2 separate regions of the Homo sapiens genome follow, and region 2 is linked to region 1. Evidence: chromatin loops called from intact Hi-C (ENCODE). Cell type or tissue: PC-3. All regions are shown on one strand. Each heading gives the region's core, and the rest is flanking DNA. Links, peaks and the distances in the headings are about the cores only.

Region 1 (10,467 bases), core at 4,420-6,919:
GGCTCCTGTGGCGGGGGGCTTCATGCTCAGTGTGGGGAAGCCAATTACCTACCCTCACTGCACCCCATCGCCCTACTCCAGGTTGAGCCCTCACGGGAACACTAAAAGAATGACCAGTATTCTTACTTTCAGCCACTCTAGTTGGTATGCGGTGGTATCTCAGTGTGGTTTTTTCCTAACAGTTCTACTGAGATATAGTAAATATGTCAAATAACTCACCATTTTAAAGTGTGCCACTCTATGACCTTTAGAGTATTCGTAGATGTGTACAACCATGACCACAGTCAATTTCAGACCATTTTCATTACCCCATAAGGAAATCTTCACCCTCCACTCCTGCCCCTAAGTTGTGGGCAAACACTAATCTACTTTCTGCCTCTATATATTGGCCTGTTCTGGACATTTCACTGGAAAGGAATCATACAATGTGTGGTCCTTTGTGACTGGCTTCTTGTACTCAGCATGATGTTTCCAAGAGTCATAATGTTTTCTATTCTCTTGGGCATATACCTAGGAGTGGAATTGCTGGGTCGTGTGGTTTAAATGTTTACATGTTTGAGGAACTGCCAGGCAATTTTCCAAAGCAGCTGCACCGTTTTACATTCCCAACAGTGGTGTATGAGGACTCCAATCTTTCTCCCTCCTCAGCAACACCTGTTAGTGCTAGTAGTTTTTGTTTGGTTTTGTTTTGTTTTGTTATTTGAGACAGAGTCTTGCTCTGTCGCCCAGGCTAGAGTGCAGTGGTGCAATTTTGGCTCACTGCAACCTCCAACTCCGGGGTTCGAGCAATTCTCCTGCCTCAGCCTCCTGAGTAGCTGAGATTACAGGCACCCGCTACCACGCCCAGCTAATTTTTTTGTATTTTTAGTAGAGACGGGGTTTCACCATGTTGGTCAGGCTGGTCTTGAACCCCTGACCTCGTGATCCACCCGCCTCGGCCTCCAAAAGTGGTGGGATTATAGGCATGAGCCACCGCGCCCGGCCTTGTGCTAGTAGTTTTTAGTCCAGCCAACCTAGTGGGTTGCACCTGGTGGGTATAAGCGGTTAACTGGTGTGTCAAACTTTTGATTTGCATTTTTTTCTGATGGCTAATAATGTTGAGTATCTTTCCTTGTGCTTATGATATCCTCTTTGTTGTGATGTCTATTCAGATCCTTTCCCATTTTTAAGTTGAGTTATTTGCCTTTTTTATTATTGAGTTGTAAAATTTATTTATGTATGCTAGATACATGTCTTTGATCAGACATGTGAACAGCAAACATTTTCTCTTCTGTGGGTTTTTTCTCTTCTGTCACTTTCTTTACTGAAGTCCTTCAAAGCGTAGAAGCTTTCAACGTTGCTGTTTCCCAGTTTATCTCCTTTTCCTTTGTTGCTTTGCTGTTGGTGTCATCTCTAAATCCCTGGGGTTTTAATTTGCATTTCCCTAATGACTGATGATATTGAGCTTCTTTTAATTTGCTTATTTGGCATTTATATATCTTTGGTGAAATGTCTGTTTAAAACGTATGCCCATTTTTAATTGGGTGTTTTTTCTTGTTTTTATTGAGTTGTAAAAGTTCTTTATATATTCTACACACAAGTCCTCTGCTGGATATCGAGTTTGCAAATATTTCCTCCCAGACTGTGACTTACCTTTTCATTTCTTAACAGTTTCTTTTGAAGACCAAGCTTTTTTTTTTTTATTGCAGTGAAGTCCAATTTGCTGATTTTTTCTTCACTTAGAGTTCATGCTTTTGGCGTCACATTTAAGAAATATTTGCCAAATTCAAGGCCATTAAGAGCTTTTCTAGAAGTTGTACCTATTTAGCTCTTACATGGGTTCTGTGATCTAGTCCCAGTTAGTTTTGTAGATACTCTGAAATGGAGGCAGAGGTTCATTCTTTTGCATATTATCCCAGCAGCTTTCTCAGGCAACACTTGTTGAAAGACTATCCTTTCACTCATTGAGTGGCTTTGGCATCTTTGTCAAAAATTGATTGCCCACATATGTGTGGGTCTACTTTGAGACTCTCTTCTAGTTTGTCAATTTATGTGTCTCTCTTGACACTGGTACCCATTGTTTTGATTACTCTTGCTTTATAATAAGTGTTGAAATCTAATAGAGTAAGTCCTTCCGCTTTGCTTTGCTTTTTGGTGATGTGAGTGGGATAGTTTGTATTGGATGACACTCCCTGTGTGCTGTATGTCAGGGCCCTGCCCATTGAATGTCAGAGCATTGTCAGTCATTCTCATGACCAAAAACATCCCCCACCAGATTTTCAAATGTTCTGACCAGGGACAATACCCTCTTAAGAGAATTTCTTCTCTAAAGGAACAAGAATCAGAATGACATCAGCGGCACTAGGTAATGGAGGAAAATGGAGCAAACCTTTCCATGGTCTGAGGAAACTGATTTGTAACCCGGAATTCTATACCCAGCCAAACTACCAATCAAATCTGAGGGCAAAGTAAATACTTTCAGACACACAAGGACTCAGAGACCTACCCATAGGCTGTGTCTGGCAGAATTGCCTGAGGATATACTCTGCAAAGTAGAAAATGAACCCAAGAAAGACAATACACAGGATCCAAGAAAGAGTGGACTCAATCCAGAAGTGTAATGCCAAGAAATCCCTGATAATAGCTGTGTAGCAGGCCCAGGAAGTAGCCAGCCCAAATTATAATAGTGAGTCAGAGAGTGCTCAGGGGAAGGTTTTTAAGGAAAAAAATGAATTTCTTATAAAAAGGACAATATTAAAAAGATTGATGATCTTACCAAGAAGCTGGATGTGAATAATAATAGGAAAATTCACAAATGATTTTACATAGTATACTTCCCCTTTCTCTGTTTCCTCCTCCATATTTTTGTAACCTTTATTTTTTTGGAGTGCACACTCACATCTTCCTTTCTGCAATTGAATTTAAATTACTTGGCCTCGAATTTATCACATTGGAAATGCCGGTTATCAGTTTTTTCAGGTGGCAGAACGTATCTGTATACAAAGCCGGGAGACCTTAACTAGAGTTACAGACTAGCATGCACATCCTATAAATCCTAACGAGGTCAAAGGACTGGTGTCAAGATGGGAGAGGAAGGGAAGGGAAGGGAAGGAGAATGTCCTGGGTCACCTCCCAGGGAAACATTCTGAGAGGGAGGTTTGCACACAGGAGGTTTCTTGGGGAGAGCTCAGGGGCCAGCACCAGCGAGGGAGAGAAGAGGCAGGATTGGCAGAGGGAGAGGCTGGGCCACAGTGTGAATCCTACAGAGGCTTGGCTAATCCCACGGGAGCTCTGGAGCTAGGATGACCCTGCAGAGTTGCCCAAATTGAGGCAAGGGGGCCAGGCTGTTGTCCTCCTGCATGGACCAGTCACTAGTTGGGGGCTGCCCTGGGAAGGGGAATGTAACCTTGAAGATTCCATCAGCACAGGGCAATTTCCTGAGACGGTCTTTGCTGAGCTGGTGCGAGGCGAGGGCCTCACCTTGAAGGGGGAATCTGGGCAGCAACCACAGCATCCATGACACGGTGCTTCAAGGACTCTAGAGGCTCTGATTCTTTTATTGCACATCGTGGGAATTTAGATGAGAGACTGCAGCTGAACTGGACGGCCTTTAACTGCTCTGACGTCTTGGTGCTGCCAGCCGAGTGAAAGCAATCCACCCTGTCCCTCTGTGTCTCATCTGCCCTCTGCTCATCAGTGTTCCTATGTCCGGGGCCATGTGGTGAGACTGGGAGAGACCCCTGGGTGCCCAAGAGCCCCGAGTCCAGTCCAGAAGCAGGTGGGAAGCCAATTAACTCACTGCATGCGGGGGTCAGAGCAGGGAGGCTGGAGGACCAGGCCACAGGGCTTTTATGTGGGGCCCTGTGGGATGGCCCTGGCCTGTGCCTGCTCATCCCCCTTGCTCATTCTCTGTCTCCATGTGAGAACTCTTAAAGAGCATGGGCCCAGAGCCTGGCCACAGTCGATGCTCGGCCACATTTACTAAAGGAGTGGCTGGCTGAGGCTCTTTGAGGAAGAGGCCTCCCTTCTCTGGTGGGGACAGGCATTGTTCCTCCCTCGTTTGGGAGCCAGGAAGGAGGGTGGACTTGGCCCCATTGCTGGTGGCAGACTCCCCTATAACCTCCAGCTCCGGGGAGCTGGCTGTCGCTGGAACACCCCCGAGTCCCAGGAATGGAAAGCAAGGCAGATGAGTGAGGCAGAGGGAGAGGACAGGCCCGAGGGGCTCCCTGCTCCCACTCCTACTGCCTAAAGAGGAGTCCAGGGATCCTGGCCGGAAGGAGCAGGGAGTGGGCCAGGAAGGCCACTGTTGTTGTTCACCACCTATGCCCTGAGGATCTCTCTGCTTGCCTCAGAGCCTGGGGAATGGCAATTCCAGGAGGACAGGGCCCTGCCTAGGCCTCGGGTGCAGTGCTCCTGCCTGGAGGCTCGAACAGCACCTTGTCGGCCTGTTGTCATCTTCTGCCCTGGCCAAGCCTGGAAGCTCCTGAAAGGCAGGGCTGAGGCCTCCTCCCCTTATGGTGTCTGGTGTCATCCGGGCCTGGTACAGATTGGGTGTTCTGTCTGCTGAGTGGCAAGGTGACCTGCCTCAGGGAGCAAGGAGGTAGTGCAGAGATGGAGATGTGGGGTCATCTTCAATCGGGAACAGCTGGAAGGGGTGTCTGGGGGCTCCACATGGGCATTGAGCATAGAAAGGGAGCCTGGCTGCTCCTTCCCCAACCCCTGCAGCTCTGTCCATCAGCCATGATCCTCACTGACAGGCACCAGGGTTTAGAGTTACCTTCCCTCCAGCCCCAAACACTGGCAGAGACCCGTGCGCAACTGCAGGGTCAGGCCTCCCATAAGGTCATGAGAAGCCTGGGCTACACGGATCCCTTTTTGGGAAGCTCCTCAGGTATTATCAAATGAGGAGATATTAGATTAGAGTGGCAAAGATGTTGGTATATTTTCAATTTATAAACCAAAATGATCAATGATTTGTACATGTACAAATAGGATGGTATCTGATGGTGTTCTTCAAAAGGTGATGATAAGATTTATAAAGATAACATTAATCTTGAGAACAGGACGTGTCTTAGAAATGAGGGACAATTTTAAAGTTGTGTTGAGCTTTCATTTAGGGTGGTGTGTGTATGATCTCATCCTCGTATAACAGTCCTTGGGGAACTTGAGGCTTCCACTACATGGCCCCACTACCATTCTGGGCCCTGCCCGTGGGACAGCCAAGGTGGGACACCGAAGGAGGCCTGAGGACCCTGGAGGGTCTGAGGTCTCTCTATGCAGTCTCCTCCTCTCCTGGGGATGGAGGGATAGCAACAAACATAAATATGGAACACCAAGTGTCAGTGAAGCTGGTGTAACAAAGGCAATGCCACCCGCATGTAAATAACAGCTTTAAAAATATATGAGATGTAGCTAAAGCTTTACCCAGAGGTAAATTTATAGCCTTAAATGCATTTGCTAGAAAATGGAACTGTAGAAATAAGCCAGCTCAAGTCAAGGAGATAGAAAAGTGAGTTTAGCCCCAAAGAAACTTGGGGTATGAAAATTACAAAGATTAAGAAAATAATCAACAAATGGAAAATATTTTGGCTGAGGAAAGGTAGGCTCCAAGGGGTAAAACAAATTGCTGCAGATCTCAACGCCGAGCAGAGGCGGGGCTTCCCTCCACAGATTATCAGTTCCCCACCGCAAGTGTGAGTGGTGGGTTGGGCCCCTGAGCCTTGGCAGCTCAGCAAATAGAACCATGGAGGCTTCAGGGCCACCTTCTGGTTGCAACTGGGAAGGGACGGCCGGGGAAACGTCTTGCTTCTACAAGTACAAAACATTCCCAGTGTTTTATTTTATTATTTTATTGGTATTTTTGTAGAGCCAGGGTCTCGCTCTTTTGCCCAGGCTGGTTTCAAACTCCTGGGCTCAAGCGATCCTCCTGCCTCGGCCTCCCAAAGTGCTGGGATTAGAGGCGTGAGCCTCCGCACCCTGCCCATACCCAGTGTTTTGGTAGACTCAGATCAATAAGAAATGCCAATGTTCTCGTGAGTGTGTTGATTTTTTATTTACACTTTTCCTAAAATCGTCCGCTGATGGATTCGAGATGTATTTCACGGAATCGCTTCCGATTTAAGGCGCCCGAGGCGGCCGGAGAAGGATGGAGCTGTCCCCCGACGCCTGGTGCGGGGGCGCGGGACCCAGGGGCGGTCCCAGCAGGCGGCGCCCTCCCCGCCCTCTTCCCGCGCCGCGGCCGGCACTTTGCAAAACTCCTCGCCTGCCCGCTGCGGCCGCAGCTCCGCGCCCTGCCGCCCCGGCGCGTCCGCGGGGCAGCGGGCGGCGGAGCGCGGCGGCGCGGGGAGCAGGAGGCGCGGGGGCCCCGGGGGCGGCGCCGGCGGAGGCGGGAGCCGAGGCGGGGCCGCGGCAGCCCCGCGCCGCGCCGAGCCGCCGTCCCCGCCGCGCAGCCATGGCCGCGCCGCCGCCGCCCCGCCGCCCGCTCGCCTGAGGCGCGGCCGGCCTCCGGGCGGGGGGCCATGGCCAGCGCCGCCGAGCCCCCCGGCCAGGCGGCCGAGTACCTGCAGGAGCTGACCCGGATCGTCGCCGCGCAGCAGGAGCTGCTGGCGCGCCGGCGACGGCGCATCGAGGAGCTGGAGCGCCAAGTGGCGCGGCTGAGCCGGGAGAACGCCGGCCTGCTGGAGCGACACCGGCGACACCTGGCCGCGTGCGCCCGCCGCCCCGACCCGGGCCCCGGCCCCGGCCCGCAGCCGCTCGGCGCCATCCCGGAGCTCGGCGGCCGCCGCGACAAGTAAGCGGGGCCCGGGGCGGCGGGCGTGTCGGGGACGTGGGAACTTCTTGGGGTCCGCGGCTTCCCTCGGGGCTTGGCGGGGAGGTGGGCGGGTGCGGGAGGGCGCGTGGCCGGCCCGGGAGCGCCCACACCCGCCGCCAGACCCCCAGGGGCTCCCTGGGATTCTCTGGCGGGGTCGCCGCCCAGATCCGGAGCTCGATCTCGGGTGGGGACTGGGTTCCCTGGAAAAGGGCTCCAGGGAGCTGCTCAGCGCTCCCGCCGGCCTGGCTCTGCGCTGCGGCGCGGACTCAGGGTTGGCGACCCCCGGGGCTCGGACGAGCCGGGCGGAGGTCTGTCCGGGGAGCGGACCTAGGTCTCGGAGCAGCAGGGCGAGAACTTCCGACCCAGAGATCCCGAGACCGGTAGGGAGGGGTCGCGGGCCGCGCGGATCCCGCCCTGGAGCGGGCCTGGGTCGCTTGCGGGTTGCGGTGTCCCTGGAATGGACTCTGCGCTGTGTCCAGTCCGGGACGCGCAGAGCCCTCTTCTGTGGACGCCTCTGTCTCTTACTTCAAGGCTGGGGTTAATTCCCGACTGCCTCGCCCTGGGATTACCCGGGGCTATTTCGGACCCAGGATTAAGTGAGGGATGGGGAGAGGTACAGGGCGGGGCTGTCCAGCAGCCCTGGACCCCAGCGTCCCTACCGGCTCGCAGCCCGCCAGCCGGGTTCCCGTTTGCCTCCCATGAGTGTCGGTGTCGAAACCCGGAGCAGCCTCACCGTGTGGACCTTCGGGCGCCCATCTGGGGCAGGACAAGGGGGCTGGGAGGCTTCGGTGTCTCTGGGGCGGGGTTTCTGCTGCTCTGTGCCCTCTGCCTGCCCCTCTGCCTCTCTGTCTTCGGGATCACCCGGGGCCCACTATGGCTTGGCCTGGGGAAGACTAGAAATCACTGTGTGGTTGGGGGAGTGGCCGTGGTCAGGGCTTCAGGACAGTCTTCCTGCTGGGCGGCCCTTCCAGGGTGGAAATGGGGGAGGAGTTAGCTGTGGCCCCAGAAGGTGGGGTGGTTCCTGATTCCCAGGAGTCCCAGTACTGTCATGGAAACCCGAGTTTCCCACCCCAGGGGGGCTGCAGCGACTGTGGCCATGGGACAGGCCCTGTCTGCTGCCCTGCCTGGAGGGTGTGCTGGCTCTGGGCGGTGCGGGTGGGGCTGGGGGGCTCTTTGGAGGAGGAGCATTGTGAGGATGGGGTCGGGCTGTGGGTGAACACATACATGGCTCTGTGCGTGGCAGGCGTGGGTGTCAGGCTCTTGCTCTCTGTGAATGGAGAAGGAGGAGCGGGACGTGTGTATAGCTCCTAACTGGTGTCACTGGGAGGAAGCAGAGACCCCGCCCACTGCCTGTCTGGGCCCCACTCCTGGCCCTCCGGAGTCTCTGAGACTCCCTTCACTCTTCAGTCCTGCCACAGCAGCTGTGGGTCTCCCGGAGCTGGTCTCACAGGGGCCCGGGCCCTTTCTCCCACACCAGGACCAAAAGAGAAGCTGGGGCTGCCCAAGGAAAGTCCTCAGCAGCTTGGGGAGGCGGCACCAGGGCAGGTCCCAAGTCCCTGCTTTCATGGGAAGCAGTGACACGTTGGTCAGCACATGCCTCACAACACCACCCTGGGGAATGGCTTCCTTTTTCCCTTCAGCGTCACCCCTGGTGACCACGCAGGGGACAGGAGGATGCTGAGAGGGAGCACGTCGTCCTTCCGTGGGGCATCCCCCTGGGTTGCATCCAGGCAGCCGCCTTGGCCGGGAAGCCGGGATGGGAAGGCTGGGATTTTGTTTCAGAAGTCCCTGGTTCTGTGTCCACCTGGCTTCCCCTTAGTGGAGACACAGCCAAGGCCTGTGAGGGAGAGCATTGCCTTTAGGGAAAGCAGAGTGGCAGCACAGTCCTCAGCCCACGGTCTAGGTCAAGCACAGCTTCCAAACTTGAATGTGTACACCAGGAGTCTGGGAATCTTGCTACAATGCAGATGCTGAGCCAGTGGGTCTGGGGTGGGCTGGAGTCTGCATCTCTAGCCAGCTCCTAGGACACCCGCTGCTGCTGGGCCCGGACCCCAGGGTGAGCAGTGAGGCTGTGGGGAGTCTTGGTGTGAGCAGGAGCTGTGGGTGGGTTCCCTTCAAGATGGAGCAGCCGGACCCATTTTTGTGCATCTGATTCACTCCCTAGTCTTTTGGGAAGGAGAATGCTGGAGTCTCCTCCCCTCACAGGAGACTCACAGGGACGGGGGCATCACATGGCCTGCTCACATGCGTGGGGTTCTGGGCCCCCCCGGGGCTGCTCAGCAAACCATGGATTGGATGTATCCCACTGCCCATCTGCAGAGCAAGGTGATTTATGCCTAAGGAACATGGGATAACCAATCCCCTTGAGGACTTTTATTAAGCACCTGCTGTATGCAGACTCATTATCAATGTGCTTGGAAACATAAGAGGAAGAATGGAGAGGAAGAGAATAAGCAACTCTGTGTAGAGAGAGCAACATGAGTGGACAAACTAGGGTCCTAGGCCCAGCCCTGCACTTCCCAGCCGGTGACCATGGGACAAGTCATACTACCCCTCGTAGCCTCAGGTTTTCTGAAATGCACGCAAAGCAGGAATGATCATAGCTGCCTCCCATACTTTTTTGAGAATTAAGCAAAGATGGGCATGGAGGAAACTGGTATACAGTAAGTGCTTAATGCAGGTCAGATTCTTCCATTGTCCACCTGTTTGTCATTTCTTTTGGGCCAACTGAGCACAGGCAGGGGGTGAGACCTTTGGAGCCAGGGGCAGGAGGCATGGAGAGGGAAATGGGGTACCGTGAGAAGGGCTGCCCAGAGGCTAGGTGGGGGTTGAGCATGGGTTTCCCAAGGTGACAGGGCCATGCAAGGCCACAGCATCAGGATTGACTTCCTGCTGAGGACTCTGCTCCCCTTTCCCCCTACCTGCACACAGAGGCCCTGTGAGGGAGGGTCTGGCGAGCATGCCAGGCTAAGCCAGGCCTGGTGGACCTCCTACTCAGCCTCCAGATTCTCTGGCGTGAGTCAGGAGCCCCCAGCCCGCCACACAGACAGAAGGTGCAGTGACTCGAGGGGGGTTGGATGGATGCAATTGAGAGATCACTGAGCAGCCTCGTCCTGGGACAACAGTTAGCCTGGCACTGCCCCATCCATGCAGTCCATGGGCAGGATGACTTTGCGTGCCGGAAGTGTACAAGTCCAGAAACCTTTAAGCCTTTCTCAGAGAGTGCTCTTTCATGCCTTGACACCCCCTGAAAAATACCATCATGAGTTTCTCAGCTCTGGGAAAAACAGGATGATAACAGGAAAAAATACAGTGATGGGATGCCTGTGGTTACTTTGATTATTTGGCTATGCTTTTACCCTGACATCAGAATTCATATCCAATGTCTGGTTGGCTACATGCTAGTGATCTGTTTCTAGAATTGCTCTCTGCTCACTAGAGGTTCAGACGCATAATAGGCACTCAGTAAAGATTTGTTGAGTGGATGAAGCCAGAGGGATTGATTCAGGCCATTGCATTTTCCTTTAGAAAGTCAGTTGAACTTCAGCAGGCCCAGCTGGGATTGAAAATCACCCAGACCCAAATCCCAGGGAGCAGGGGTGGGGCCGATGGCTGCATCCACCGGGGGCTTCCTGTGTGCCTGCCCTGCTTACGGTCTATGCCTTGGTCAGGTCATC
Region 2 (10,467 bases), core at 3,905-6,404, 65 kb after region 1:
CTCTTCCTGCTAATGCCTTTGCTTTGACTTCCTCTGCAGACGCCGCGGTCCCTGCATGTCCCCAGTGTGTCTCTTGTGGGCAGGAACTTGCGTTCTCAGATCTGGCTGATGGGTGCATGGGGAAGGTGGGCGCGCGAGGACCTGGGAGGCCAGTTTTTCCTGCCCTTCTGCTGGGAGGGTGGGACCTACCCACCTGTCCCCCATTCCCAGCTTCCCTCTGATGAGAAGGGCTGCCATCCCCAAGGAGTTCTGCCTCAAGGACTCCCTCTGCAGCAGGGAGGACTCTGCTGGGTGGGCGGAGAAGCTTTTCCACTCCCCAGGGGTGGAGGCTGTGCCAGGAGGTGGCGCGCTCCTATCTCTGGAGGTGGGGAAGCAGAGACCCGGGGACCTCCCTGCAATCTGGAAGATCTCCATCCTTGTGGGAGGGTTTGGGCCTTTTGGATCCAGTCTAAACCTGAGTTTGTATGTTTCCATTATTTCCTCCCAGAGCTCATGCCTCTAACTGGGAAGAAGCCAATTATGCAGGAAGCGTTGACTTTTCCATGAAGACCTGACATTCTGGGGTATTACTGAGGGAGTGTGGAGAGTCAGGCACAGCAGCTGCCATGTGCCCACTGGCCGGGCAAGCCGGGGGTCTGGATGGGTCACACCTCCCCCAACCCTGCCCAAACCTCGATGGCAGAGCCTTCTAGAACCACAGTTCTCAACCTGTCTGACAAAAGACCCCTTTTTGTTATTTCCCATCCATCACGATCGACACCTTGGTAAGTGGATGCCAGGGTGCTGAGGGGCTGGAGCTGAGTCTGGGCACTGCCTCTTGCTTTCTGAGTTTACCCTGCTGTGGGCCTGTGCCATGGGGGACCAGCCAGTCCCCAGGCTGCCCCTCAGAGAGCAGTTCCTCAGCAGCCCTAAAGGAAGCAGAGGGTCTGGGGCCCCACACACGTCGCCCTTTGTGGGTCCTGAGCTCATTGGCACATCGAGCACTCTGAGGAGTCCGGTGGGGAAGAAACGTGATCAGTTTCCCAAGCCTGTTTGACCTGGGAGTGCTTTCAATGGCCTCTACCACCGAGCTTGGCCCCCAGCGTCTGCTGCGAGAGGCCATTCTCTGGTTGGTGAGGATGTGGAGAAATAAGAACCTCTGTGGCTCCATTGCTGGGGGGAGGTAACGTGGTGCAGCCGCCGTGGGAAACGGTGTGGTGGTTCCCGAAGGAGTTAAACATACAATACAATTCCCATATGATCCGGCAATCCCACTTCTCAGTGTAGACCCAAAAGAATTGAAAGCAAGGCCTCAAACAGATGTGTGCACACCCATGTTCACAACAGCATTACTCACAATAGCCAAAGGTGGAAGCAAAGAAAGTGTCCGTGACAGATGAACGTGGTCTGTCCCTACAATGGAATATGATTCACCCTAAAAAGGAAGGGCGTTCTGTGCTGCGCTGCAACAGGGATGAACCTGGACGACAGGATGCTAGTGAATGAGCCGGCCACAAAAGGACAAATACTGCATGATTCCACTTCTGTGAGGTCCCTGGAGTAGTCACATTCACGGAGACAGAAAGTGGAATGGAGGTGCCAGGGGCTGGGGGAGGGGGGCTGGGGGTTCGTGTTTCATGGGGCAGAGTTTCAGTTGGGGAAGATGAGAAAGTCTTAATGCCACTGAAGTGTGCGCTTAAAATGGATGAGGTGGTAAATGTGTGTTATGTATCCTTTACCATAATGAAAAGGAAAGGGGACACTCCTCTGGGGGTTGCAGGGCTGTAGGCTGGGGTGTTTCTCCTCCCTCCTGCCCCTCTGCTCCGCGGCTACCATCTCCAGGCGGGCCTGGTCATGGTTGAGGAAACTGGCTCATTTTCGGAGCACACTAAATTTCCAGATCAGGCCCTGGAGTCCTTTATGAATCTAGTTTGGGAGGCTGGCTTTCCAGATCGCTGACTGCAGGGGAGTTCCCGGTTTTGTGGCAGATGCCAATGCCGGAGGCAGCTCCCTGCCGAGGAGGCCCGGCCTCTGTGATACAGTCATGGAGCCACACGCTGCCCCATTGGAGGGATGGAAGCCCCACTTGGGCAGGAGACGGAGAGCCGCCGTGGGCTCCAGGCGTCTGTTCCTGGGGCCCTGGGAGACCTGCAGTGTCTGAGCTTGTTAGGCCCCTGGGTTTGCCTTGGGAGGGCCTCCTTGGCCAGGCGGCCTGGGGTGGGCGGGCAGGGGCTTGGCCGCAGGCAGTTGGGGTGGGAGTCCACAGGTGGGGGCCCTCTACTTGGCCTTGCCTGGAAGGCCCTTCCTGTGCCCCCTGAGGATGCTTGAGGTTGAAGGAGGCCTCTGTGTGACAGAGGCTCTGTCCTAACTCCACCTCTCCCTGGCTCCTACCGCAGGGACATGTCCTGTTGGAGGAACAGTGTCACCCTTCTGGCTGAGACAGAGGGGCCTGCAGAGGGGCGTGGGTCAGGCAGCTGCCCCCAGAGCAGGCGGGCTGAAGCCTGTGTCCACCCTCAGGAAAATCCCTCTGGGCACCACCCAGGCACCCCACCGTGACCAGGGCGGGGCCTGGAATAGTGGCCTCAGGGGCAGAAACCACTTCCCTCCCCTCACCAAGGCCTCCTGGCTCCAGGCCTTGCTATGGTGTCACACTATAGGGTCCTTCCAGCGACAGCCCTGCTTATGAGCCCTGGCCTCCCCTGCTCACTGGCCTCCCTGCCTCCTTAAGCCTCAGTCGCTGCCTTTCTCTACAATGTTGTTCCCCTATGTCGTTTCCCCAACCATGGATGAGGCCAGCAGCTCTTGAAGCCGGTTTGAGAAATAAGTGGCATTAATGCCTGTGAAGTGGCCCGGTGGCTGGTAGCTGTCAATAGAAACAGGAGTTTGGCAGCAAAACCCATCCACGCAGATCTAGATGCCAGTGGATATGTGAGGAGTGTTTGGCCGGCCTGTTAATGAGGCCAGTTTAGCCAAATATCCCGGGACGTGAGTGTCCAGGCGGCATCGCCCTTCACACTTGGGGTGCTGGCTGTCCTCTGCAAGGGTCGACGTGCACCTCGGAATGTCTCAGGCCGTGCTCTGTAGGGACTGACTCCTGAGACCATGCATAAACCAGAGGAGCAAGTCAGCGATGGCCGTGAGGCTGACCTTGTCCCGACCAGGAAATAGGCTAGATCATTAATTAGTCATTTAATTCAATGAAAATTTAGCAGGGAGTCCTCTTCCCTGGGACTCAGAAGCCTTGCCTTTGAGGGACTCTCAGTCTAGACCCATGTCTCAGTCTAGATGATGGCCACAGAGCGGGAGAAGCCCCTTGTGGGGGCCAGTGGGGTGTGAGGGGCAACTGGCAGATAATGGGGTGGAAAAGGAGTAGGGGGCAAGGACCCCCCTTCTTTGCCCCCATTCTTCTCCTGGGCCCCAAGTCTCAAATTGGCAATGTTGGTCACAGGCCCTATGTGACCATTTCCAAGTTTGAAATTTGAGGCGATCAAGGTCTGGGGCTGGAACTGAGTGGCGCAGTCCCCTTGGAGGGGCCAGGCTGGCTCTCCAGTTTGCTCCAGGCCCACCTGGCCCGGCCACTGCCGGCCCCAGGAGGCAGTTGAGTTTGCAATGCTAACCCGTGCCAATTTAAAATCTTCAAAAGCACTGAAGTGCCTAAAGCTGGGGTTTAGAAATAGTGTCCCAGCAGGAGCCTGTGACGGGGGTGGTGGCAGCCTGAGCACAGGTGGCTGCACAGACCCCGGTTCCCAGGACTGGGGCTGCAGGTGACTTTTGCCACGTTTCAGGTTTCCGGTGAGGAGTTGCCACGCCTGGAGTGACTGGGAGAGAGAAGACAAATAAATGCATTCAAGTCCCAAAGTCAAACTCTCTGGATATTGTGGGCAGCAGTGGCATTAAGGAAATAAGCCACCAGCCTCTCAGGGCCTTGCTGGGAAGTGATGGTCCATGGATGAAGATGTGCCACCCCCCAGCTGGTTAGAGGCACCACCCCACCTCTGGTGGCCACGTGGCAGGCCCGGACTGTCCTCATGCTGTCCTGCTGAGGTGGCCGGGCCTTGGGCCAGCACTGGCGCCACTGCCCCAGCAAGCAGAAAGCCACTAAGCACTTGGCAGGAGCTGCTTGCTGTTGAACTATTTAACATCCTAATGCATCCACTTTCACACCTCCGCTGATCCCCGAAGACCGCCGGGTGGGTGTTGGTGAAGTGGCGATGAGTATTAATGAGGCAGCGCTCTGCGAGGTGCGTCTGCTTCATGTGCCTTCCCGCCGGGGGTGGGGGCACATCCTTGATGGTGGCCATCCCAATTTGGGGCCACCAGGGCCCCAGAAATATTTTTCCAATGTGGGGAGCTCCCTGGGGGGCTGTGGGGTGGTTACACTGCCAGGAGAAACTCCAGGGAGGGGATTTCCAGCACCTGGACAGTGTGGGCAGCCGCGGCCAGTGAAGGGCCAGTTCTGGAGTCCGCTGACCTTCGGCTTCCTCTTACCAGTGAACTTGGGAGCAGGTGTCAGGAGCACCATGCAGCCTGTCTCTGGGGAAGCATGGCTCAGCCAGGGCCTGCTGGTGAGGTGGATGGACTGAGCTTTTGGAGGGTTTTTGCAGGAGCTTGGGGGTGACATGGTGTGACGTTATTTTAAAGGCCTTTCCTGCTGTGGCACAAATTGTAGAAGGGCCCGAGGCAGCTGCCAGATCCGCTGGGAGACTGACATGGTGGCCCAGGGGAAAGCTGCTGCTGGCCTGGACCAGGGTGGCTGTGGCGACAAGAGCATTTTGGGTGCACGTGCAGCTGACTTGGTGGGTGGCATTGAGTAGGTGAGGGAAAAGGAGGCATTATGGGTGATTTGGGAGAGTTTGAGGACGTGTAGAAGCCTCTGGGGGTAGAGGTGGCGGCCGGGGCTGCCCTCCTTCCTCCAGGTTCCTTCCATTGCACACCTGCTGCCAGAGAAGTCATGCTGAAGCTGGATCTGTTCAGGCCACCCTCACTCAAGAATGTTCAATGGCTCCCCCATTGCCTGCAGGACCCAGTGCACACCCTTGAGGGTGGCAGTCAGGGGTCTCCCCGACAGACACCTCTGGGCCTGGGGCCACCCCTCACCTCCACCTGTGCATGAACAGGAGCAAATAGAGCACATGAACTTCATTTTCCAGTTTCCATGAAAAAATTTTAAAAACCTTTTCCCTTTTCCCCAGTCATGAGTTGTGAAAAGCATCTTGTGTGTTAGTGCAGCCACTATGCTGTCTCGGCCACAGGCTTCCCACACCTCCCGCCAAAGACTCTGTTGCCTTGGAGAGCAGCACCTTTTGAATGGTTCGAGTAGTTTTCAGATGAGTTATTCTGTCTGTCTTTTTCTCTCACCAGCCAGCTCATTCATGCACACACCTATGAGTCATTCATTCTACATTCCATGAGCACCTGCTGTATAGCCAGCACTGAGCCAGACCCTGGGGACTAATGGGATTAAAAAATGATCCCAACTTCAAGGATTCAGCACAGCAAGGTCCAGCCGCTCCCCACCCATGCCTTGCCCCAGGCCTCGCACACCTGGGAGCACCATAGGTGCATGTGGAAGGAAGTCAGCACACAGGAGGTGCTAGGTCACTCCTGCTCCCACCCCCGACACAGCTTTGTCAAGGTTCCCAGCCTCTGCATGTGGGAATCCTGGAATCCTAGAATGCCGGAGCTGCCAGGGGGCCTCGGAAGCCAGGGGTGCACCTGACTTTAGGTGGGGGGCTAGCATGTGATGATGGTGCTGCTTCTAGATGCTTCGGGTGCTGTGTAGAGGTCAGGTCATTACATCCCAGGTCTTTCCAGCTCTTCTGGTTCTGTATGGGACAGTGGCTCAGTTTGGTGCCAGTCTGGTGTCTGGGCCTCTTTCAGGGATCAGCTTGGGGTGAAACAGCAAGAGTCTGGAGCAAGAATGTGATGTCATTGTTTTGTGTTCCTGGTATTATTTTGAGCATTCTTTTCTATTTCAAGTAATGATAGTATTTTACATTTAAAATGTGAATATAAATAAAAGTGAATTTTCTTTTCAAAATACATTTAAGTAAAGGAGTGAGGCAATTTAAAGGAAAATACTAAGTAGTTTATAGGGACATGGCACAAAACTGGAGATGGGGCCTAGAATGAATCAAGTTGGGGAAATTTGGAGCCAGCCAGACCCAAGGCTTCTGGACCAGCTGTGGAGGTGCCTCCATTATGCTCTCTTTCTGGAGAGCAAGTCCCTCCCAGTGGTTTAAGGCAGAAGCATTGTGAAAAAAATGGTGTGAATGGAGAGAAAACTTGGTACTTCCACACAGTGGACTACTACTCAGCCCTGAAAAGGAACGATCTGCTGGTGCACCCTATGTCATGGATAAACCTCAAAAACACAATGCCAAGTGGAGGAAGCCCCGCCACCAGACTGTGGCATATGGAAGTCCTGAAAAGGCAACCCCATAGAGATAGAAGTAGATTAGTGATTGCTGGGGGCTGAAGATGGATAAGGGAATGCATTGGATGTAAATGCATGAGGGATCTCATTGGGAGAAGAAAACATTGTAAATCTAACATTATGGTGGTAATTGCACCATTCAGTGAAAGTTACAAAAGTCATTGAATTGTAAAACAAAACAAGCAAAAAAGCCTGAGTCAGGTTCACTCTGTTCAGTTGGATTTTTTTTTTAAAAGCACTAAGAATAAAATCAAAATCATCTTTTGTCATCTGTAATGGGGGAGAATGTCCTTCAGGGCTCTTCTCCATGGCAAATCCTTTGTCACCACCATTGGGCTCCTGTCATCAGCTAAGTTTTGCAGTGTGTTCACCTTGCCTGCGTCGTGATATGCTGTGTCCTATGCCATTAACTCTTCTAGGTCAGTGTGACCTAAACTCATCGGGAGAAAGCGTCCATATGTTCTGGAGTGGGCAGGGGTAAGTGAAGTTAAATGTGTGTATTCCATGTGCTAATGAATAGAATAGCATTTTGTTTCTCCACGGGGAAGAGAGTGCATCCGGGTGTTCTGTCCATCTGTCTGTCTGGACCCACTGTCCACTGCTCACCATACTCTGTGCCCTGGAGGGATGCCCTCTCTCACTGGCTTCCGCACCCTCCAGCTTTCTGGTGGGTTTACTGATGGGAGATCAGTGGGCAGGATGGAAAGAGGCTGGGATATTCATTTCTCTAGCCCCTCCTGCGGTCCCCCTGTCCCCAGCCACAGCTCCCCTCTGCAATCCCTTTGGGTTCAGGTGACTGCTCCCTCTCATCCCTTAGGTCCAGGGAGTGGACAGCTCGTCGCTCTGCTAGCCCTGGGTGTGTCTCTGGGGGGCTCCCTGCCCTCACCTGCCCTCTGTAAGCCGTCCCTTCATGTGGCTGGCTCAAGTGGCCCCTTCCGAGGGCCCCCTGTCCCCTGCTGGTAATGAGTCCTAAACATATTTGACCATGTGTTCCTCTGGGAGCTCACATGGGGCTGCTGGTGTAGGGGATGCTGGTTGGGAAATGCTGTTCTACAGCTGCGCTGTTGGCTGCCTATTTTCCCACACTGCATGGGTGCTGTTATTACATATGCAACCTCCTACCGTTGAGCAATTGGTCACTGCCAATCTTTGCATCTTTGTGCAATGACTGTGTCCTTTGGATAGATTCCTAGAATGGCCAAAGGACACGCCCACTTAAAGGCATTTCCAATAGGTGTTGGACAGAGCTCTGGAGGGCCTGCCCAGCCCCAGGAAGTGGCTCTACCCGTCTTTGAGGGCATCATCCCCTGCACATGGTGTCTGGATGTTTAGGAATCACTAAGAGAAGCAGACTTTGGCTGTGAGGGCTGAGACAGAGATTTGGTTTGGAAGCCCCGGGCCTGGTCTGCTCTGGGGCTCGGAGGATACTTGTTCTGTGAGCTCCACAGCAGATCCTGCCTGAAGGTCCCTGGCCCTTCTCAACAGGAGACGTTTGAGAAACGGGCTCTCCTCTCAGCCCAGCTGCTCCCCAGCTATATGGCATCAGCCACTGTGGAGGGGCTCTGAGCTTATGTGGGAATTGCTGATCATACCGGCCTCTCTGCCCAGCCCGTGCCAGGGGTGGAGTGCAGTGGCCATGTCGGCCTTCTCTGGGCCCCATCAACACATCCATGTGTCATCCATGCTGAGAAGATTTGGTAATGCCCTGGTGTTTTATTATCTGTGCAACTTTGCCTCCCTCGGCCCCAGGACCAAAGAGGCGTTTATCAAGCCTCTCAAATGTGCAGAGAGCTCTGTCTGGCTAATTGCAATTGTGAAGCTGTTCAGACTTAACATGGATTTTAAACGAAACTCTTGCAGTTCTTGTTCTTTGCTTTTCTGAGGGAGCCTGAGGCTGCCCTTCATGATGTCTGGCATGGCCAGAGCCTGAAGGTGGGCGCCAAAGCTCCGTGTGCTCCTGGAGCAGGTACTTTGGTTGTAGGCTGATGATCTGTGCTAATCTAGTTGGCGTGTCCTCTCGATTTCATCAGGCAGCCGTGTGGATTTCTCTGTCCTCTGGGCAAGGCCTCTGGTCAGCCATTCTGAGCCTTGGCCGCTGGTTTATTTGGAAACCTTTTCCATCCCACTGGCGGAGGCTTGGTTTGATTTTCCTCCATGCTCCTGTCTTGTGTACTGCAGGAGCCTGGCACAGGGGAGGGGTTGGTGGTAAAGAGTCACCTTCTCTTCCCTTGCCAGATGGTGCACAAGGAGCTGCATCCCCACCACCTGCCTCTCGCCTCTGCAGCCTTTGCATTCAGTAGGCACTTACTCATCCTGCCAGCCCTGAACCATGTCTGAGGGCCTAGTCTAGGTCAGGCACAGGGCTCAAGATTCTACTTATGGGTGCAGTAAATTCCACTCATCCGTTCACTCGGGTGCCTGTTCATTCGGCTAGTGCTCAGCAGAGCCCGACGTCGGTCCTGGCGCTCAGCTGCAAACACTGGGACCTGCTCTTGCTCTTTACACAGAAAGAGAAGTTCCAGAATGCCAGGTGCCGCACACCATCTGGAAGGTCAGAAAACCAGCTGCATGGTCAGGCATGGTGCCCAGCTGAGACCTCAACACCGCTCCCTGGAGACCGTGCTCCACCGGACACCAGCTCGTGTGCCACAGTGGCCCCTTGATGGCACCGTGGCCCTGCTCTTGCCAGGGTGGATTCCTGGAGGTGCCCCCTCCTCACCTCACAGGCTTCTGCTAGGATTCCTGCCCTGGTTCGTCCACCTGGCAGTGAGAGGCCCCAGGCTGCACCCACGTGCAATGGAGGCCATGAAAGGGAGTTTCCCATTTGTTTCTTGGAGGAAGGAGGGCTACGAGGAGGGACATGTCCCAGATTCAAGGCAGGGGGCCACGGCCAGAGTTCTGGCTCGAGCTTGCTGCAGCCCTGCCGTGTGCCTGCCTGTGCTGGCTGTGGGACGGGGTGAGGAGTCGGCCTGGGCAGCTCCTGGACAAGGGTGTTGGGAGCAGCAGATGTGGTGTTCCGGGTCCTCTGCAGAAGGCTGATGTTAATGACTCAGACAGGGTTAGTCTCACCCGGCCAGGGCAGGTTGGCTCTCAAAGGCTTAGAAGCCCCTGCAGTGCGACTAGAAGGGTAAGAGAGGGGTTCGTCGCGTTAAGGGTTGGGACCCTTTGGCAGGAGGGGAGAATGACACTGGAGCAGAGAGACCAGTATAGCAAAGGCCAGGAGGGGCTGGGCCGTGTGGACAGAGCACAGTGGACAGGGACACAGGGGACAGGCCTATCAGAGGAAGGAGCCGGGTGGCGGGGAGGGACCAGGAAGAGCCCGGGGGAGAGCGATGGGTCCAGGTTGGGGTTGGGAGAGGGCCCTAGATGGGACTTCTGGGCGGCAGAATCAGTGAGGCTCAGTGGCTAACTGGCTGTGGATACGAGCCCAGGATGGTGCCTGGCCCCTGGTTTTGGTGCCAGGCAGGTGGGCAGGTGATGGCCATTCCTGAGATGGCCTAGGCACTTATTTCCTTTCCTTGCAGCCATGTGCAGCATCTTTTCTACCTTGATGTTCCCAATCCCATCCCTGGGACCCACTCATATCCCTGGGACCCACTCACACTGGCCCGGTCATGTGGTGGTAATTGCTTAGCTTGCAGTCTGGTAATTACTAAATGTGTGGATTGTTTGGATTTCAGCAGGTGTAATATGATCTTTCATGACTAAAAACATGGCTCAAAGTGAAGGACATAAAGTTGAAGGAGCCGTGGATAAAATCCTGCCTTCAGGTTCCAAGAACGTGGGTGATGAGCTGATTCCATAATTCACAGAGAAGCTCAAGGAGCCCAGGGTAGCCAAAATGGTCCTGAAAAAGAACAAAGTAGGGGATCCCACAACTCCCGATGTCCAAGTTACTATAAACCAACAGTCATCATCAATACTATATGGTACCGAAACAGGAAGGACATCTAGATGGATGGAATAAAATTGGGAATCCAGAAATCAACCCATACACAGGGGGCCAAGATGGCTCAGTGGGGAAAGAACAGCCTCCTCAACAAATGCTGCTG

Evidence for each region. A loop is a pair of places that touch in the nucleus more often than their neighbours do. Peaks named below come from ENCODE experiments on the same cell type or tissue, not always from the same donor. Only the 100,000 strongest peaks of a DNase experiment are listed, where the experiment ranks them.
Region 2: a loop joins it to region 1, with 2.8 times the contacts of the local background. A loop is called at or near these places in 6 of 110 quality-filtered maps.

Annotation. Positions count from the first base shown.
Region 1 is chr3:13,279,013-13,289,479 of GRCh38, reverse strand. It overlaps a transcript of IQSEC1 not described here. Among named protein-coding and RNA genes, the nearest start is that of NUP210, 140 kb to the left of the region's middle. In PC-3, for the core only: a CTCF peak has its summit at 5,790 (motif pointing left); a DNase peak (open chromatin) is centred at 5,729; H3K4me3 peaks cover 1,384 bases.
Region 2 is chr3:13,213,274-13,223,740 of GRCh38, reverse strand. It overlaps a transcript of IQSEC1 not described here. Among named protein-coding and RNA genes, the nearest start is that of IQSEC1, 150 kb to the right of the region's middle. RefSeq lists enhancers at 2,440-2,962, 2,963-3,485, 3,486-4,009. In PC-3, for the core only: no CTCF peak of the experiment used is centred there; a DNase peak (open chromatin) is centred at 5,350; H3K27ac peaks cover 1,905 bases.